Linked DNA regions of Homo sapiens: region 2 is linked to region 1. A link is a loop called in an ENCODE intact Hi-C map of the cell type or tissue named here. Cell type or tissue: gastrocnemius medialis. All regions are shown on one strand. Links, peaks and the distances in the headings refer to the core of each region. The heading gives the core; the rest is flanking DNA. Region 1 overlaps GREB1L (GREB1 like retinoic acid receptor coactivator). Region 2 has its middle 25 kb from the start of LINC01900.

Region 1 (10,554 bases), core at 964-8,963:
AATCCCAGCACTTTGGGAGGCCGAGGCAGGTTGATCACCTGAGATCAGGAATTCGACACCAGCCTGCTAACATGGTGAAATCTAATCTCTACTAAAAATACAAAAATTAGCTGGGTGTGGTGGTACATGCCTGTAGTCCCAGCTGCTTGGGAGGCTGAGGCAGGAGAATGGCTTGAACCCAGGAGGCAGAGATTGCAGTGAGCCGAGATCATGCCACTGCACTCCAGCCTGGGTGACAGAGTGAGACTCCTCAAAAAAAAAGAAAAAAAAAAAGCTCAGAATTTGGGCTACCAAATTTGTAGCCCACTTCTAACCAAATGTGCAGCAGCTGCTGGCATGCATTTTAGGGAATACTTACTTTATCCCTGGCCCAATCTTCCTTCTCTTACCCTTGCTTTTTCTTCCTCTGATTGCTTAATTTATTTTTATCTTAATACATACATACATATATATATATAATTTTTTTTTTTTTTGAGATGGAGTTTCACTCTGTCGCCCAGGCTGGAGTGCAGTGGCACAATCTCGGCTCACTGCAACCTCCACCTCCGGGTTCAAGGTATTCTTCTGCCTCAGCCTCCTGAGTAGCTGGGTCTGTAGGCACCCGCCACCACGCCTGGCTAATTTTTGTATTTTCGGTAGAGATGGGGTTTCACCATATTGGCCAGGCTGGTCTCAAAAAAAAGTGCTGGGTTTACGGGCGTGAGCCACTGCGCCCAGCCTTTATCTTATTACATTTTTTAAAGCTGCCTTATTTCCTTTATGAGTTGGAGAGCACTTAAATAAAAATGTCAACACATAATAAATAACAAAAGTGGGCCAGGCGCAGTAGCTTACGCCTGTAATCCCAGCACTTTGGGAGGCCAAGGCGGGCGGATCACCTGAGTCCAGGAATTTGAGACCAGCCTGGCCAACGTGGCGAAACCCCGTCTCTCCTAAAAATGCAAAAAAAGAAATTAGCTGGGCGTGGTGGTGGGTGCCTGTAATCCCAGCCACTCGGGAGGCTGAGGCAGGAGAATCGCTTGAAACCGGGAGGCAGAGGTTGCAGTGAGCCAAGATCGCACCATTGCACTCCAGCCTGGGCAACAAGAGCAAAACTTGGTCTCAAAAATAAAATAAAATAACAAAAGTGAGACCAAATGGCACAGGCAACATGACAGCAAGCAGTGACTGTAAAAAACTAATGTAGAAAAGATGCAAAAGAAAGCTACAAACAAAAACAGATTCATGAACTCAAAAAGCTTATTTAATATCGTAGAGCTTCTGAGTTTAAGGATAAGCAACTTGTCACACTTCTCAAGATCCTCTGAGGGCATCCTTATGTCACATCCTAAAATAGCTATTCATTTTCATAGTGATGACTGACTCATCAAGAGGGGGCTACGTTAAATACTGTGGATCCTGTTAAAGGAAAGCATATATTCCATTTTTAAAGTAAAATTTGTTTGCAAAGATAAGCTTTTATGAGTTATCATTATGAAATGATGTCAGAAAAGTTAAGGTTTCTGTAACAGAGGAGTTTGTCAATCTCTAGAGCGTTCTGAGGAAAGCCTATTTATCTGTATAGAGAACTACTTCCAGCAGGGAAAAAGGCTGAGAATTGAGGCTGTCTGACCTTGTGTATCCCAACAAAAAAAAAAGAAAACAAACCATGTGCCTGAAGGAAGTGTGTCAACTTTCCACTAATCACATATTCAGTTCCTTTGAAATTAAAAGAAGTTTCACTTAGTGCCTCAGAGATGACTGCAGAGTTGGTGTCGGGTTACATAATGAAACAGTATTTTTTCTTACTTGTCAGGAAATAACCTCTTACAGCGGTCATTTCTGTAAACCCCACTTTCTGGAAAACAAGACACACTGTATCCTGTCCTCATTGGGTTTTTGCTCTGTATTTTGAACCAGGAGGACGTGGGCTGCGAGGAGAAGCTGTACTTTGGCTTGAGTGAGTACAGCAAGTCTCTGCAGTGGGGGATCACGAGCCCACTTCTGAGATGTGACGAGACTTTTGAAAAAATGGTGAACACACTCTTGGAGAGGTAAATAGTAAATAAGGCCTTCTGCTCTTCTCTCTAGCTGTACTTGCAGATCTAAAATAGCCAAAAGCCTTTTGTGTCAGTGCTACGGGGTGTTTGATGGAGCCCTTGCAGATGACGTGCAAAGGCCAAATTAAAACAGCCTTTCCTAAGATGCCCTACTATTGTTTTATGTGATCATCCAAGATCAATAAAGGAAAATACAACCAAAGTGGGCCATTGCACTACTTTTCATGCTGAGTCAGCTCCCGGTCATGCTTCACTGCTATCATCAGGAGATGGATAGGGCAGAGAGGGATTTGCTTATTCAAGACCCGCTTCTGGCTGGGCGCGGTGGCCCACGCCTGTAATCCCAGCACTTTGGGAGGCCGAGGCGGGCGGACCATGACATCAGGAGATCGAGACCACCCTGGCTAACACGGTGAAACCCCATCTCTACTAAAAATACGAAAAATTAGCCAGGCGTGGTGGCAGATGCCTGTAGTCCCAGCTACTTGGGAGGCTGAGGCAGGAGAATGGTGTGAACCCGGGAGGTGGAGCTTGCAGTGAGCCGAGACCACGCCACTGCACTCCAGCCTGGGTGACAGAGCGAGACTCCGTCTCAAAAAAAAAAAAAAAAAGTCCCACTTCTCTGAGCTCCGGCCTCTCCTACCCTACACCTCAGACTTTGACATTTTTCCCTCTTTTCTCCCCTGTCCACCACAGGCAAGGACCCTAAGATGATTCAGTAAAAACTAAACTTTACTATGAGAGATTTGAAGTATACACTGGAAGAAATTAAAGAGCAATCAGATAATTGAGGTGAATTCAGTTCTTGGGGCTCCTCCTCCAGTCCCTGGCCTTAGGGATTAAGGAACATAACTGCTGTCTTTTCTTCCCTTTTCTAAAAAAAGAAAAAAAAAATCCCCATTTTCAGATTAAACTCTGAAAGAGTTTTTTTCCCTCTGTGACCTTGAATCATAGATTCAGAGGTAGGTAGAGACATTAGAATTTACCTAACCTAATAAAGGTCCCTTTCTGCCCTCCACAATATTCTGTTTGATCATCCAATGTTGGGGCGATTGGGCTTTATTTTATGGGGCAAATTCTAATTTTTAGTAGCTATAGTTCTTAGAATGGCTTTAATTGATCATATTATTTAACAGCTATTTAACAAACCTGTCCATAATTTTGCTAAGAAAAAAGAAAAGGAAATTAAAATGAGGACCTATGGATGCATCCTATTCAGTAGATTATAATACTGCATCCGGAAAGAGCACAGGCTCAAGTACGGTTTGATATTTTTGCAGCTGTTGGATTTGGAAAGTCTTAACTGACACTGTGACATTAATCCTTTCACAGCACATGTAGTCTTAATTTTCCAAAATCATTCCATGAGTACCCCCTTTAAGCATTCCTACCCACCTGTTACATCCACCAGCTTGAAATGCATCTTCTTTTTCTGGTAACATCATTCAGAGTTTCCTAACTTTTATTTTAAATGATGATCTCATCAACTTTCTATTGTAGTTTTGTGCTACAAAAGTTGTAAGTATAGTTTAATGCAAGCATGACAGATTGGAGAAACTGTGCACTTCTGACTTCATGATTCTTCCAGAGTATGAAACAGAAATGCCAGATATCAAAGTTACCATTTATTCTAACTTTGGCTTTTCTACGTGGCCCAGCAAAAAGCATTAAGCTTGAAACATAGATTATCTATACTTATTTCCTCCAACCCAGTCACCCCAGCCTAATAGTAGCTATGACTTACTGAATACCTGAAGGGACCAGCCCAGGATTTATTGAACTGAAGGATTTCTTCATTTCTACCCAGCCAGCTAAATCCTTGCAATGTGTGAAGACCTTGCTAGAGGCTGGATAAAATCTAGAGCTAGCTTTGTCTCTGATCAGTTGTATGAACTGGGACAAGCAGCTGAACTTCTCTCTGCCCCTGAACTCATTCTCTTTCTATGAAAAGGCAGAGTGGGCTGGGCGCGGTGGCTCATGCCTGTAATCCCACCACTTTGGGAGGCCAAGGTGGGTGGATCACCTGAGGTCAGGAGTTCGAGACCAGCCTGGCCAACGTGGTAAAACCCTGTCTCTACTAAAAATACAAAAAAAAAAAAAAATTAGCCAGGCGTGGTGGCGGGCACCTGTAATCCCAGGTACTTGGGAGGTTGAGGCAGGAGAATCACTTGAACCTGGGAGGCGGAGGTTGCAGTGAGCTGAGATTGCGCCATTGCACTCCAGTCCGAGCGACAGAGTGAGACTCCATCTCAAAAAAAAAAAAGACCGGGTGCAGTGGCTTACACCTGTAATCCCAGCACTTTGGGAGGCTGAGGTGGGCGGATCACCTGAGGTCAGGAGTTTGAGACCAGCCTGATCAACATGGAGAAACCCTGTCTCTACTAAAAATACAAAATTAGCTGGGCGCATGCCTGTAATCCCAGCTACTCAGGAGGCTGAGGCAGGAGAATTGCTTGAACCCGGGAAGCGAAGGTTGCAGTGAGCCAAGATTGCACTACTGCACTCCAGCCTGGGTGACAGAGCGGGACTCTGTCTCGAAAAAAGAAAAAGAAAAGGCAGAGTTGTTCATATACAGGGCATCTTGGTCCTTTCCAGTTCTAAAACACCTCAAAAGTGTTCATGTGTTATTCATTTGATAGCTGTCATTGGCATTTCTTTGACCTGGAGGTTTTCTGTGCAAGGCCAGTGGACCACTTGTTGTATTTTAAGTAGAATTATAGAATGGAACAAAGGTGAAATCCCCCATTAGCCTACCCAGCTGCTGGTGGCTGCATTGCTACCAAATGGCAACCAGAAAGAAAGTGCACAGCCCCAGCCTTATTCTACCAGGCTCCATGAGAGCATTGGCCAACCTTGGACCCAGAGCCCACTTTGCCAGCACCTACTTTCTTTCTTTTTCTCTTTTTTATATTTTTAAGACAGACTCTCACTCCGTCGCCCAGGCTGGAGTGCAATGGCATGATCTCGGCTCACTGTAACCTCCACCTCCCAGGTTCAAGTGATTGTCCTGCCTCAGCCTCCCAAGTAGCTGGGATTACAGGCGCCCGCCACCACACCCAGCTAATTTTTATATTTTTAGTAGAGATGGGGTTTCACCATGTTGGCTAGGCTGGTCTCGAACTCCTGATCTCAAGTGATCCACCCACCTCGTCCTCCCAAAGTGCTGGGATTATAGGCATGAGCCACCGCGCCCAGCCTACTTTCTTTTTTAAAAAATTTTATTTTTATTCAGCAGCAGAAGTACTGCTGGGCAGTGTGCTCAGGGTAGCCAAGCACCTGCTTTCTTGACTAGCAGCTCTTCATGCCTGTAACTGGGTCCTCTTTGCCCATTCGTACTCATTTTGTCATCAGGCCTGGCTGAGGCGTAGCACCAAAAGGAGAGATTTGTTTTCTACCTCCTATAATTGTAAAAACTGCCGATTTTAACAAAGGGATCCTCTTCCCTGGCAGTCCAGGCTTAGGGGAAAATGGTACCAAAGGCTGCTGCTGCTACCAGGCTCAGATTTGCTTGGCTCCCTTGACGGAGCCAGGTCTCAGGTGATGAGGCTACAACACTAGGGGGTGCTATTTCTCCAGTCAGCTCCAAGTTTCTCCAGCACCAAGGAACAGTTTATGGAAAGATAGAAATTGCTATCTGTGAGGCTGACCTCAGATTAGTAGTAATAATTACCCTTTTTATGTCTAATACTCGACAGATATTACATTAATGCCTCAGTTTCCTGTATTGTAATCTTATATATCAGAGAAATAAGTGGACAGTGCTGCCATTCTAACCCAATACCACCAGCAAGAGGTGAGGATCCAGGAATTATCCATGATGACTATGCTGGCAATGAATGGAATAGACCAGCGTGTCTCAGAATTTAACGTGCATGCAATTCCCTGGGAGTCTTGTTAAGCTTCAGATTCTGATTAGTAGGTCTGGGGTGGGGAGATTGAGCATTTCTAACAAGCTCCCAGGTGCTGCTGCTGCTGGTGGTCTGTAGACCATACTTTGAGAAGAGGTTTCTAGACAATCTCTAAACCCCTTTACTGTGCTGTACTTATCCCAACAGGTTGATTCACATGCTTTGGAAGCTCAACCTTTTCCTTCCAGTGATGTAGGATCCCAGGTCATTCTAGAACTAAAGCCCCACCACACTGATCAGTAGCCCCTTCCCCACCATGCTTAATCTGCATTCTTACTGCACAGGCCTTGCTGCTCCCAGCTGGCCCTGCTGCCTGAGTGCTAGTGCCTTGTTTTCTGTTGAAGGTACCCCAGGCTGCACAGCATGGTCGTCCGCTGCTATCTTCTCATCCAGCAGTACTCTGAGGCCCTGATGGCTCTCACCACCATGGCGTCACTCCGCGACCACAGCACACCAGAAACACTCAGCATTATGGATGACCTCATCAGCTCCCCAGGCAAAAACAAAAGTGGGAGGGGACACATGCTCATTATCAGGGTGCCCTCGGTGCAGCTGGCGATGTTAGCCAAGGAGCGGCTACAGGAGGTGCGCGACAAACTGGGTCTGCAGTATCGGTTTGAGATCATCCTTGGGAACCCGGCCACCGAACTCAGTGTTGCAACTCACTTTGTGGCGCGATTAAAGGTTAGCAATGGACAGACATTTCTCCTTTAAAATACCATTTGTTTCTCTTTTCTAGGAATCCTACATAGGTGGCTCAGGGGCCTGAGTTTAATAGAATCACATGTGTGATTCCATGACAATGATAAGGCTAAATTAAGGGACATATTCACTTTCTTAATTAGAACCAGTTTGTAAAGATTGCCCAGCCCTTTATAGCATGCAGTTAGTGCATGCAGTTGGTCTTCCATGCTCTCCAACTGCAGGTGCAAAAAAATGAGATGACCCAATTTGACCCCATGTTTATTGGCCTTGTTCAAGATGCATGTAGCCCATGGCCATCTGTTTTCTGAGAAAAAAAGGTAAGTTATCCTCTCAGACCTCTGTGGGGTAATGTTTTAAGTATCCTCAACTCACTAATTCTTTTCTGTTCATCTAGCCTCTCTGTGAGCTCATGTCTAGAGTCGGTAAAGTATTCTGTTTCATCTTCAGTACTCAGAACTGTTCCTAGCCCTCTTGCATGTGGATTCCTCAGCAGTTTGTTGTTTCTTTTTACTTGCTTTGACCCTCAGCCCCAAGGCTTTGGCTGGACTGAGACTTTGCCAGGCGCCCTACAGAAGAATTTAGTGCATGACTGAGTCCCTCACTGCTCCCTCTGCACGGCCAGTGATTGACTGCTTCTCCCCTTCCTCTCCTGTCAAGCATCAGGGTGGGAGGAGTAGAACCCTCAGCCAACTAACCTAACTCCCTACCTTATGCCTGACTCGGTTTTTCTGGGCCTGTAATCCAGTGGGGCCTAGCCATTAGAAAGCATTTAATCAAATATCCACCTACATGTCGGTATGGAACTGAGCTAGCTACTGTATGTCTGAGTTAGACCAACTTGTTTCTGCGCCCTATACATTAAATGCTGAGCTAAATTGGGTTAAGGAAAATCTGGTTCAGCACAAATTTTATGAAAAGAAGGCACATAGTCATGGGGGAATTTGCATTTTCACCCTGGGCTGCGGTTTCCCATCTGCAAAATGAGAGAATTGGGTTGTATAATCTCTAAGAGTTCTAATTTGGGGATGATTATTTAGTGTTCAAAAATTGTTCTGGGCTGGGCGCAGTGGCTCATGCCTGTAATCCCAGCACTTTGGGAGGCTGAGGCAGACAGATCAGGAGGTCAGGAGATCAAGACCATCCTGGCTAACATGGTGAAACCCCGTTTTTACTAAAAATACAAAAAAAAAATTAGCCAGGTGTGGTGGCGGGTGCCTGTATTCCCAGCTACTCAGGAGGCTGAGGCAGGAGAATGGTGTGAACCCAGGAGGCGGAGCTTGCAGTGAGCCAAGATCGCACCACTGCACTCCAGCCTGGGCGACAGAGCGAGACTCTGTCTCAAAAAAAAAAAAAAATTGTTCTGGAGATGTAAATCTTCTTCTTGTGTTCAGTTAGCTAACCTAAATTGAATAATCCAAAATGCAGACAAAATATCTTGTATTAGCTTAATAAGCAATTGGAACAAATAAAATTGTCCAAAAAATAGAAACTCCTAAATTTAGAAGTTGTAACATTTATGTTTCATATATAGATACACGTTCACAATTTTATGTTATAGTCATAGACTACATTACAGTGGAATTCCTAGGATGAATAACAAAACTCCGGAAACGCTTCTTACAGTATAATTCATGGAGACATGAATTACGGGCTTGAGACCATTTGAATATTGCTAATGATGAAGAATTTGGAGGCTGGGCACGGTAGCTCATGCCTGTAATCCCAGCACTTTGGGAGGCCGAGGCGGGCGGATCACAAGGTCAGGAGATCAAGACCACCCTGGCTAACACGGTGAAACCCTGTCTCTACTAAAAATACAAAAAATTAGCCAGGCATGGTGGCGGGCGCCTGTGGTCCCAGCTACTCGGGAGGCTGAGGCAGGAGAATGGCGTGAACCCGGGAGGCGGAGCTTGTAGTGAGCCGAGATTGTGCCACTACACTCCAGCCTGGGCGACAGAGCAAGACTCTGTCTCAAAAAAAAAAGAAAGAAAAAGAAAAAGAATTTGGAAAGGCGGACAATCAGCAGCACCATGCTAAGTCTCCCACATCTGTTGCCAGAGATGACCTAAATGCACGTGAGGCTGCTGGGTCTTCTCCTGGTCTCTGTTGACACTGATTAAGTGAAGCTACTTAGAGAGTCTTAATCATGTGTTCAGAAGGGCCAGTCACTAAGTCAGTATAAATCAGTCTGTCCTAAATAATTTACCCCTCTGGACCACTGTTGGAAAACCACAGTCAAGGCCTGAGGTTCTTCACCTGGCTGCTAGCTCATCAGAATCACCTGCAGGGCTTTCAGAGGCACATTAGTTGACAATCACTGTGCCCTAAACGAAGGGGGCCTCAAGTTACGACTTCTCAAGGCAGTGACATCTTCCTCAATTGGTATGAGTAGCTGCCAGGCAACAAGTACGTATAAGAGTGTCCCATATTCTGGCTGCTGTGATGGCTCATGCCTGTAGTCCCAGCTACTTGGGAGCCTGAGGCAGGAGGTTTGCTTGAGCCCAGGAGTTTGAGGCTGCAGTGAGCTATGATCCCACCACTGCACTCCAGCCTGTGCAACAGAGTGAGACCCTGTCTCTTAAAAATATATAAAAATAAACAAGTCCCAAATTCTCAAAATCACTGGATCACATCAGTCCTTTTTATACTCTGTATTTGTGTGGGAGTAAAAATATGAGATCATGTTGGGATGTTCACATCGTAAGCAAGACTGAATTGTCAAGTAGATTGCGGCTCACTCATTTATTTCTAAGTTATCAACCTCCTTCACCATTTTCAGGATGGCAAGATTGTGCCTTCTATCTCTACTTTTGGGTAAAATCCAACACTACTTCTATTATGTGATCTTATTTTTGTGCTTACCCCTAATTATCCTGTTATGTATTGTGGTTAACTTATACTGATGATGACCCCTTTGGAAGGATACAAAGTTTAAGTCAGTTCCTCCAGAAGGCAGGTGAAGCTTTCATTAGATGTCCTTGTTCTTAAGCCTTGTATTATCCTTGAACTCAATGATCACCCCATCTTTTGTGTTAAGTGCTTCTGCAATGTCATCTTGAGGGCCTGATTGATGCACAGGAGAACTGCAGCCATCAGTCATCAGAAGGAGCAATGTGATGGAAAAGCATTTTATAGTGGGTTTGGCTAGCTGTGGTTGGTCAAGAGTAAAAGTGAGATTTGACTACTAATCTGAAAATAAACATCCTCATATAGGCCAGGTGCAGTGGCTCACGCCTATAATCCCAGCACTTTGGGAGACTGAGGCGGGCAGTCGCTTGAGGTCAGGAGTTCAAGACCAGCCTGGCCAATATGGCGAAACCCCATCTCTACTAAAAATACAAAAATTAGCCAGGTGTGGTGGTGGGTGCCTGTAATCGCAGCTACTCAGGAGGCTGAGGCAGGAGATTCGCTTGAACCCGGGAGGTGGAGGTCGCCATGAGCCAAGATTGCACCACTGTACTCCAGCCTGGGTGACAGAGTGAGACCCTGTCTCAAAAAAAAAAAAAAAAAAAAAAAAAAAAGTCCTCATACAGTAAAACATTTTAACTCTTATTCCATCAATATAAACCTGACCTCTTCCTGGTAAAGCTATGACCTCTATAGAGACAGTTCTGGGAGATAAAACACATTCAGGGAGAAACCCAGTGTCAGGGATACCATGCGTCCAGTGTGAATGTGATCAGTAAAGTGATTTCTATTCCAGAATGGTTTGCTTTAAATGAGACAATGTTATGGTTCCCCCTGACATGAAATGGTATGGAAAATTAAATTTTTACAGAGAATTTTTCTTCTAGCATTAAAAAAATCTTTTTGACACATTGATTTTTCTAAAACACGGGAAGTCTGTGAAACTTGTGAACAGTTACGTAGATTCCCTATTTCCCCTTAGTATGCACATATAT
Region 2 (10,554 bases), core at 1,173-9,172, 470 kb after region 1:
GGTCATTTAAAAAGTCCATTCTGCCAATCTCTTTCAATTAATTTGTTCAGTCTATTTACACTTAATGTGATTATTTATGTGTGGATTTAAGCCTACCAGTTTATTATTTGTTTTCTGTTTCCTCTGTTTTTTGTTCCTCAGTTTCCCATATAGTGCCTTCTTTATGGTCATTTGAATATTTTGTAGTATTCTATTTATTTTGTGTGTATGTGTATGTTTTACTGTATCTCTTTGTATAATATTTTTAGTGATTGCTCTAGAGATTACAAAATACATCCTTACCTTTTCATGACATTTTTTAACTTTTATTGCCCCCAAGTAGAAGCTACCTTTTCATGACATTTTACCACTTCGAGTAGAATGCAGAAACTTTACCATCATATAGGGCCCTTCATTTCCCCCCCGGCTCATTTTGTCATTATCGTATGTGTTACACCTATATACATTGTACCAAACGATGTTATACTTTTGGTTTTCAACCATCAAGCCTTTATGTATATCTATATCTAATCTATATCTATATGTATCTATCTATATCTATATCTATATTTTCAGACAGGGTCTTGCTCTGTCGCCCAGGCTGGAATGCAGTGGCACAGTCTCAGCTCACTGCAACCTCTGCCTCTTGGGCTCAAGTAATCTTCCCACCTCAGCCTCCTGAGTAGCTGGGACTACAGGTGTGCACTACCACGCCCAGCTAATTTTTGTAGTTTTAGTAGAGATGGGGTTTCACTATGTTGGGCAGGCTGGTCCCAACTCTTGGCCTCGAGTGATTTCCCTGCCTCGGCCTCCTAAAGTGCTGGGGTTACAGGCGTGAGCCACCACACAAGGCCCATCAAGCATATTTTTAAGAAACTGAGAGAAGAAAAATAGTCTATTACATTCATCTATATTTACCACTTCTATTGCTCTTCCTTTATTCCTGGTATCCCAAGTTCCTTCTGGTATCATTTCCCTTCTTTTTGAAGAATGTACTTTTAGAGCAGCTCTGCTGGCAACAAAATTCCATTTTCTTTGTTCTGAGATGGTCTTTACTTAACCTTGTATTCCTGAAGTATATCTTCACTGAATATGAAATTCTGAGTTGATAGTTTTCTTTCAGCATTTAAAAAATGCTCTTCTTCTTTCTTCTGAACTCCATGATTTCTGTGGGATATCTCCAAGTTATTTGAGTTATTGTTCCTCTATAAATAACATGTCATTTTTCTCTGGTTTCTTTTCTTTTCTTTCTTTCTTTTTTCTTTTTTTTTTTTGAGATGGAGTTTCACTCTGTCACCCAGCTGGAGTGCAGTGGCATGATCTCAGCTCACTGTAACCTCTGCCTCCCGGGTTCAAGTGATTCTTCTGCCTCAGCCTCCTGAACAGCTGGGACTACAGGTGTGCGCCACCATGCCTGGCTAATTTTTGTATTTTTAGTAGAGATGGGGTTTCACCATGTTGGCCAGGCTGGTCTTAAACTTCTGACCTCAAGCAATCCGCCAGCCTCGGCCTCCCAAAGCGCTGGGAATTACAGGTGTTAGCTACCGTGCCCGGCCCTCTGGTTTCTTTTGATATTTCAATTTTGTCTTTAGTTTTAAGTAGTTTGATGATAATATTGGGGGACATGGATTTTGGGGGTGTTTAGCCTCTTTGGGGTTTGCTGAGCTTCTCAAATCTGTAGGTTTCCTGTGTTTCACCAAAGTTGAGAAATTTCCAGTCATTATTTCTTCAATTTTTTTTTCTGCACTGCACTCTTTACTCACTTCTCCTAGCACTCTGAGAACACAAATGGTCAGCCTTTTGTTGTCGTTGCCCAGTTCCCTGAGGCTTGTCCATTCTCTCCCCAACTTGTCCATCTTTATCCTTTCTTCCTTTTTTTTTTTTTGGTTGTTTGTTTATTTTCTTGTCTTTTTGTTCCATATAGTGAAGTTCGTGGTAAACCATCTTTATTCTTCCTGTTGTTTAGATTGGGGAGTTTTTATTGATCTGTCTTCAAGCTCACTGACTCTTTCCTCTGTCATCTCCATTCTGCCATTCAGCCCCTCAGTGAGTTTTTACATTTCAGTTATTATATTTTTCAGTTCGAACACTTTCATTTGGCTTTTCTTTATATTTTCTATTTCTTTGTTGGGACTATCTATTTTTCCATTTATTTAAAGGAAGTTAGCCCTTACTTGTTGGAGCATTTTTGTAACAGTTGCTTTTAAGTCTTTGTCAGCCACAATAAAAAATGATAAAGGGAATATCACCACTGATCCCACAGAAATACAAACAACCATCAGAGAATACTATAAATATATCTATGCAAATAAACTAGAAAATCTAGAAGAAATGAATAAATTCCCGAAAATATACACCCTCCCAAGACTAAACCAGGAAGAAGTTGAATCCCTGAATAGACCAATAACAAGTTCTGAAATCGAGGCAGTAATACATAGCCTACCAATCAAAAAAAGCCAGGACCAGATAGATTTACAGCTGAATTCTACCAGAGGTGCAAAGAGGAGCTGGTACCATTTCTTCTGAAATGATTCCAAACAATCGAAAAGGAGAGAGTTCTTCCTAATTCATTTTATGAGGCCAGCATCATCCTGATACCAAAACCTGGCAGGGATACAACAAAAAAAACCAAAACTTCAGGCCAATATCCCTGATGAACATTGATGTGAAAAGCCTCAATAAAATACTGGCAAAGCAAATCCAGCAGCACATCAAAAAGTTTACCCATCACCATCAAGTCGACTTCTTTCCTGGGATGCAAGGCTGGATCAACATATGCAAATGAAAAAATATAATTCATCACATAAACAGAACTAAAGACAAAATTATATCTGTATTGAGGCATGATTATCTCAATAGACTCAGAAAAGGCCTTTGATAAAATTCAATATCCCTTCGTGTTGAAAACTCTCAATAAATTAAGTATAGGTGGAGCATATCTCAAAATAATAAGAGCCATTTATGACAAGCCCACAGCCAATATCATACTGAATGGCAAAAGCTAGAAGCATTCCCCTTGAAAACTGGCACAAGACAAGGATGCCCTCTCTCACCACTCCTATTCAACATAGTATTGGAATTTCTGGCCAGGGTAATCAGGCAAGAGAAAGAAATAAAGTGTACTCAAATAGGAAGAGAGGAAGCCAAACGGTCTCTGTTTGCAGACGACATGCTCCCGTATTTAGAAAACCCCATCGTCTCAGCCCAAAAGCTCCTTAAGCTGATAAGCAAATTTAGCAAAGTCTCAGGATACAAAATCAATGTGCAAAAATCACAAGCATTCCTATACACTAACAATAGACAATCAGAGAGTCAAATCATGAATGAACTTCCATTCACAACTGCTACAAAAAAAAATACCTAGGAATACAGCTAACAAGGGAAGTGGAGGACCTCTTCAAGAACAATAAACCTTTGTTTAAGGAAATCAGAGGACACAAACAAATGGAAAATCATTTCATGCTCGTGGATAGGAAGAATCAATATTGTGATTCTTACTGCCCAAAGTAATTTATAGATTCAATGCTATTCATATTAAACTACTATTGACATTCTTCACAGAATTAGTAAAAAAAAAAACTACTTTAAAATTTATATGAAACCAAAAAAGAGCCCGTATAGCCAAGACAATCCTAAACAAAAAGAACAAAGTTGGAGGCATTACGCTACCTGACTTCAAACTACACTACAAGGCTACATTAAACAAAACAGCATGGTACTGTTACAATAACAGACATACAGACCAATGAAACAGAATAGAGATCTCAGAAATGAGTCCACACATCTACAACCATCTGATCTTTGACAAACCTGACAAAAACAAGCAATGGGAAAAGGGCTCCCTATTTAATAAATGGTGCTGGAAAAACTGGCTAGCCTTATGCAGAAAATTGAAACTGGACCCCTTCCTTATATCTTGTACAAAAATTTAAACTCAAGATGGATTAAAGACTTAAATGTAAACCCAAAACTACAAAAGCCCTAGAAGAAAATCTGGCCACTACCATTCAGGACATAGGCACGGGCAAAGATTTTATGACAAAACACCAAAAGCAATCGCAACAAAAGCAAAAATTGACAAATGGGATTTAATTAAACTAATGAACTTTTGCATAGCAAAAGAAACTATCATCAGTGCAAACATACAACCTACAGAATGGGAGAAAAGTTTTGCAATCTATCCATTTGACAAAGGTCTAATATCCAGAATCTACAAGGAACTTAAACAAATTTACAAGAAAAAAAAATTAAAACATGTGCAAAGGACATGAACAGACACTTCTCAAAAGAAGACATTTATGTAGCCAACGTATTAAAAAAAGCTCAGCATCACTGATCATTAGAGAAATGCAAATCAAAACCACAGTGAGATACCATCTCACACCAGTCAGAATGGCGATTATTAAAAAGTCAAGCAACAACAGATGCTGGTGAGGCTGTGAAGTAGGAACACTTTTACACTGTTGGTGGAAAGGTAAATTAGTTCAACCATTGTGGAAGACAGTGTGGCAATTCCTCAAAGATCTGGGCATATACCCAAAGGAATATAAATAATTCTATTATAAAGATACATGCACATGTATGTTCATTGCAGCACTATTCACAATAGCAAAGACATGGTATCAACCCAAAAGCCCATCAATGTTAGACTGGATAATGAAAATGTGGTACATATACACGATGGAATACTATGCAGCCATAAAAAAGAACTAGGTCATGTCCTTTGCAGGGACATGGATGGAGCTGGAAGCCATTATCTTCAGCAAATTAACACAGGAACAGAAAAGCAAACACCGCATATTGTCACTTGTAAGTAGGAGCTGAACAATGAGAATACATGGACACAGGGAGGGGAACAACACACACTGGGGCCTGTCGGGGATAGGGGTGGGAAGAGGGAGAGCATCAGGATAAATAGCTAATACATGCAGGGCTTAATACCTAGGTAATGAGTTGATAGGTGCAGCAAATCACCATCGCACATATTTACCTGTGTAACAAACCTGCACGTCTTGCACAGGTATCCCAGTACTTAAAATAAAATAAAATAAAAACAAAAACAAACAAAAATAAAGTCTTTGTCAGCTAATTCCAACATCTGTGTTATCTCAGCATGTTAGTTGAGATTTTCCTAGTTCTTCACAGAGTGAGAAATTTTGTATTGTACTCTGGACATTTTGAATGTTATGAGTCTCTGGGTCTTGTTTAAAATTCTATGGAAAACATTTTATTCTGTTTTTTAACGTTAGTGGGTTATAGGTATGGTTGGGTTCAAGTTGTAAGTTCTGATCATCCTTCAGTGGTGTGTGGTTTCAATGTTCCACTAACACGCACTGCTATTCAGAGCAGTCCTGCATGTGCGCCACCTGGTGGCCAGTCTAGGCAGTCTAGGAGGTGGGACATGGTTCACCTCATAGTTTACAGTTGTATCTCAAAGCTTTTGATATACTGTTTAGGGTCAGATTCATGAATGTTCCACTTGTGGATAAACCCAGGGATTCTTAAACAACTTTATCAAGTCCCTTTCCCTAATACCTCCCTCTCTATAATGTCCCTAGTACTTTCTGAGTCCTGGGCTCCCCTTTTCAGTCCTCCAACCTGAAGAAAAACAAAAAAGAAATGGGGGATTTCTCCCTCTCCTTTGAGCATTAGGAGACCACGCCCTTGAGCCAGAACCAGAGGGTTTCTCTTGGACTTCTCTCCATTCATGCAGACGCCCATGTCCAGGTTCCACACTACCTTACACCTAGTCTGGGCAACACTGAAGCGAAAAATACAGTAGACTCACCACCCATTCAGAGGTACTTTAAAGTCTGGTCTTCCTTTCTGGTCTATCTGCTACTAGATGCTCACAGTATCCAAGTCATTGTGCCGTGCATTCTGTCCAGGTTTATCGCTTCATCCGGTGGGGGGATAGGGTCATAACTACATGACTCAAAACTCAGCCCCATCTTACCTGAAACCTGGGCTGAGTTTTGAATCATGTAGTTAATCTAATTAATACTGATTAATGGATACTTGGGCTATTCTTCCTGCCTTTTAAATTGTCGTGTTTCTGGAATCTGTTTTAATATTCTTATCTTATCCCTTCATAACACTGGTTCTCACCTTGGGTTTTCATTAGAATCACCTACACAGATTAAAAAAAAAAAGTTGATGTCCAGGCTACATCCCAGCCAAATTAAACCAGAATCTCTGGGAATAGGATCCAGGAATTAATACTTATATTTAAAAAAAATATTTCACACCACTTACCCCATCCTCTAATCCTCCAAACCTGTTCTTCCTATAATCTGCCTCATTTCACTTAATATTGTCACCATCCTCCAAACTCCCAAGTAAGACACCTTGGAGTTGGCCTGAACTCAGCTCCAGAATTTTTGCATTCAGGCTACCATCTGCCCTGTCATTGCCAACTCAGAAATGTCTTCAAATGTGGCTCTCATCTCTATTCCTTTTTTTTTTTTGTCACAGGATCTCACTCTGTCACCCAGGCTGGAGTGCAGTGGTACAATCACTGCTCACTGCAGCCTTGACCTCCTGGGTTCAAGTGATCTTCCTGCTTCAGTGTCCTGAGTACCTGGGACCATGGGTGCATGCCGCATGTCTGACTAATTTTTTTATTTTCGGTACAGACGGTGTCTCACTTTGTTGCCCAGGCTGGTTTCATACTCCTGGGCTCAAGTGATCCTCCCGCCTCGGCCTCCCAAAGTGCTGCAATGACAGGTGTGAGCCACCATGCCCAGCCATCTCCATTCTTTTAATCAAGCTCACGTTGCATAGCTGTGTCATTGGTTTCCCTGTCACTGGGCTGTCTTGGCAAACACTCTCACTGCTGCCAAAGGGATCTTCCTAAAAGAAGACTCTGTCAAGCCCCTTGTAAAACCTCCCTAGCGCCTCCTGCCCCCCAGTCTAGAGTCTAAACTCCTGGGCAAGGCACACGAGGCTTGCCATACTTGGCTTAGACTTCTTCTCCTAACTCCTCCCCCATCACCCATACATCTCTTTTCCCCACCTGGCAAAGACACACTGACATTCCCGAAATACCCCCGGCCCCGGAACACCTTATTGTTATCCTACTCACTTCCTACTTTGATGCCTGGCCATCTCCTTTTCAACCTTTAAGAACCAACTGAAATGTGAACCACTCGCCAGTGCTTCCCAGCTGATGTCATTACTGATCCTCCAGCTTTGGCCATAGTGTATTATCATGGTCACAGGCCGGGCGCGGTGGCTCATGACTGTAATCCCAGCACTTCGGGAGGCTGAAGTGGGTGGATCACCTGTGGTCAGGAGTTTGAAACCAGCCTGACCAACATAGTGAAACCCTGTCTCTACTAAAAATACAAAATTAGCTGGGCATGGTGGAGCATGCCTGTAATCCCGGCTACTTGGGAGGCTGAGGCAGGAGAATCGCTTGAACCCAGGAGGCTGAGGTTGCAGTGAACTGAGATCGCGCCATTGCACTCCAGCCTGGGCAACAAGAGTGAAACTCGGTCTCAAAAGATAAATGAGTCATGGTCACAAAACTCCACTGAAACTGTTTGCATGTCCGTCTCTCCCACTAGACTGGGGGCACCTTGAGGGTGGGTACTTATCAACATTTGTCTTTCTGGGAAAGCACACAGTGCCTGACTCACAGCAGACCCGCAGTGGGTGTTCAAACAAATAAATGAATATAGAGCAGACAGGGGCCCAGGAAGCAGCTCTGTGAGATTAGCGAAGTAAAAAGAAACAGGATGAAATGCAGGTATTTAAACACGGCATGAATGTTTGCAAAATGGAACAAGATTGCCAAAATTTCTAAGCTCAGACAAAGTAGTCATTTCTGGTTTAGGTCCAGGTATTGATACTACTTCAAAACCAGCCTGGGTGTTTTCTTAGCTGAAGGAAAAGGAGATGCCAGGGAAATACAATGAACTTCTGAAACAGGTATAAAGCCAGCCTCCAAGGAACTGAGGAAACGCCTCTGATCTGGAAAGTGGCATCACTTGTCAAACTTGAATTCAATTCCTGGCTCACTGCCTGCTGCTGGGGAAACATGGGCAAGTTAATTAACTTCATTGAGCCTCAATTTTCTCATCTGTAAAATGGGTACAATATTTCCTACCTCATAGGATTGTGTTGAGTATTGAACGAGTTAATTCATATTTCTAGTATGTAGTTAAGTGCCTGATAAATAGTGTTATTTTTATTTTCTGGTGATTTAGGGAATGAGTTGGCAGAAGTAGATGAAAAGAGGCATACGTCTGTTTCAGTTGGGGTCTTTATTGTCCTCAGCTCCTTAGAGGAGAAAGCCTTTGAATTCCCATGTCCTCATGTCTAGGGATGGGCTGACAGCCCAGGTTCCTCCTCTGGCTTTTGGCCACCGCTCTTGGTCCAGCTGGCCAACTTCCCCGCTCAGAGCCACAGAGCAACAAGGAGCCAGCACTGTCCCTTCATCCAGGGAAGTGCCTCATTCCTCATCTAAGTGTCCTTGACTCCTGAAATAATAGGGCAATATTTGAACATCCTATACCTAGACAGGCCCTATTTGCCAAGGACATTCTAAAAATATACTGTTGGGATTAAAAAAAAAACTTGCTGATTCTAAAGATCTCTGGAGGTGGTACCTTCTAAATTTATGTGCACAGAAGTAGCCAGACCTTGAGATGTCCATTCAAGGTATACGAGGGTGCAGTGGCACGTGTCTGGAATCCCAGTTACTTGGGAAGCTGAGACAGGAGGATCACTTGAGCTCAGGAGTTTGAGACCAGACTGGACAACATAGTGAGACTTTGTTTCTATAAAAAATATGTACATGACACATTCAGCCACAAACATCACTAGATTATCTTTTGGGTGAGTAGCTCACTAAAACATTAAAAGCCAGGCAATCAGTGTTCCTGAAGATTGTATCTGTCCGTCTGTCATCTCTCCTTTTACTGGGCACATGAATTCATGCCAGCATTGTGTGTGGAAAACACCTCAGTTTCAATAGGAGAGGAAAGAAGGACAGAAGGAAAGAAGGAAAACTGACATTGACCGAGAGTCTACCATGTGCAAGGCATTTTCTGTATCTTCTCATTTAATCCTTGCAAAAATTATACAGGAAAACTTATTCCCATTCTTAAAGGTCAGGAAATGGAGACTCATATAGAAATGACTTGCCCAGGTTCACTCATGCAGCAAGCGGCAAAGCTGAGATTTGCTTCCAAACCAGCCCACTCTAAAACCAACATTCAGCCCATCGCCCAGGCAGCAAGAGTTGTCAGCTGAAGCACACAGCAATTGAATTTTCACATACTTCTCATTTCCCCTTTCCAACCCTTCTCCACCTCCACCTTCCCCACCCCTTTCCCCCTTCTGCAAGCTTCTCTGTGACGTTCCACTGTAGCGTGATCCTCCAACTACAATCAGCAGCGCAGCCACAGGAATTACTGAAGGGCAGGCAGGGTTGGTAATACATGCAATCCATTTGCTGACTGCACTTGAATGCACATGGAAGTATGCGAGTGCAGGGAGGGCCCCGGAGGGAGGCACACATCTATATTTCAAATTAGCAAGTCAGTCACAAGTTACAGCTCCATGCCAGGGGCGTTTTTAGATAGCCAGACACACAGATAATGAAGGCACAGATTAACTGCGTCTGACTGTGCGGTAACTTAAAGCTCTCAGCCTCTATGGCCAGTCCATGTGGTGAAACAAACATTCCTCCAGCATATGGTAAGTTTTAGTAGAAAGCTTGCAGTGAGAAGTGTGGGTCCCTATCAGATGGGTGAAGGACATGTGGTTGATATTACAGCATGCGTTCACCTCTCAGACCCACTGGATTCGGCCCATTCTCTCTCCTTTTCCCAGGGTCACTTCTATTTTTTGGAAAATAGGGACAAGGTGTCACTGTGTTGCCCAGGCTGGTTTTGAACTCCTGGGCTCTTGAACTCCTGGCCTCCCAAAGTGTTAGGATTACAGGCATGAGCCACTGTGCCTGGTCCAGGACAGGTACTTGACTGGCTTCTCTGCACTGAAAAAAAATAAAATCTCCACCCATGCAGCTCCGAGAATGTAACTATTTCTTAGAATTTTCAATAAATTAAACTATTGAGTTAAATAGTAGCAAAGTGCTTAAGATTGGGAACAAGGAGGCCAGATTCTCATCCCCCTCCCGCCTTAAATGGCCTTGGACAAGTCACAATGTTTTCGTCAAGAGTATGAAATATTTTCTTTTTTTGGTTATTTTTAAAATAGTCTTTTTCTTACTTAAAAGCAGTGGCTCACGCCTGTAATCCCAGCACCTTAGGAGGCTGAGGTGGGCGGATTGCTTGAGCTCAGGAGTTCGAGACCAGTCTGGCCAACATGGTGAGACCCCTGTCTCTACCAAAATGCAAAAAAATAGCCAGGCGTGGTGGCGCGTGCCAGTGGTCCCAGCTACTTGGGAGGCTGAACCTGGGTTGGTGGAGCAGAGGTTGAGCCTGGGTGGGCGGAGCAGAGGTTGCAGTGAGCTGAAATGGTGTCACTCCACTCCAGCCTGACAGAACAAGACCCTGTCTCAAATAAATAAATAAATAACATATTGTTTGGTTGAAATTTTTTAAC

What was found. Hi-C counts contacts between places; a loop is a spot of excess contacts. Peaks named below come from ENCODE experiments on the same cell type or tissue, not always from the same donor. Only the 100,000 strongest peaks of a DNase experiment are listed, where the experiment ranks them.
Region 2: a loop joins it to region 1, with 11 times the contacts of the local background. A loop is called at or near these places in 27 of 110 quality-filtered maps.

What each region holds. Positions count from the first base shown.
Region 1 is chr18:21,483,721-21,494,274 of GRCh38, forward strand. It overlaps GREB1L (GREB1 like retinoic acid receptor coactivator), which reads left to right. Exons shown (of 33, transcript NM_001142966.3): 18 at 1,900-2,033; 19 at 6,292-6,631. Among named protein-coding and RNA genes, the nearest start is that of GREB1L-AS1, 38 kb to the left of the region's middle. In gastrocnemius medialis, for the core only: a CTCF peak has its summit at 5,597 (motif pointing right); no DNase peak of the experiment used is centred there; H3K27ac peaks cover 4,225 bases.
Region 2 is chr18:21,950,888-21,961,441 of GRCh38, forward strand. No RefSeq gene overlaps it. Among named protein-coding and RNA genes, the nearest start is that of LINC01900, 25 kb to the right of the region's middle. In gastrocnemius medialis, for the core only: a CTCF peak has its summit at 5,346 (motif pointing left); a DNase peak (open chromatin) is centred at 5,344.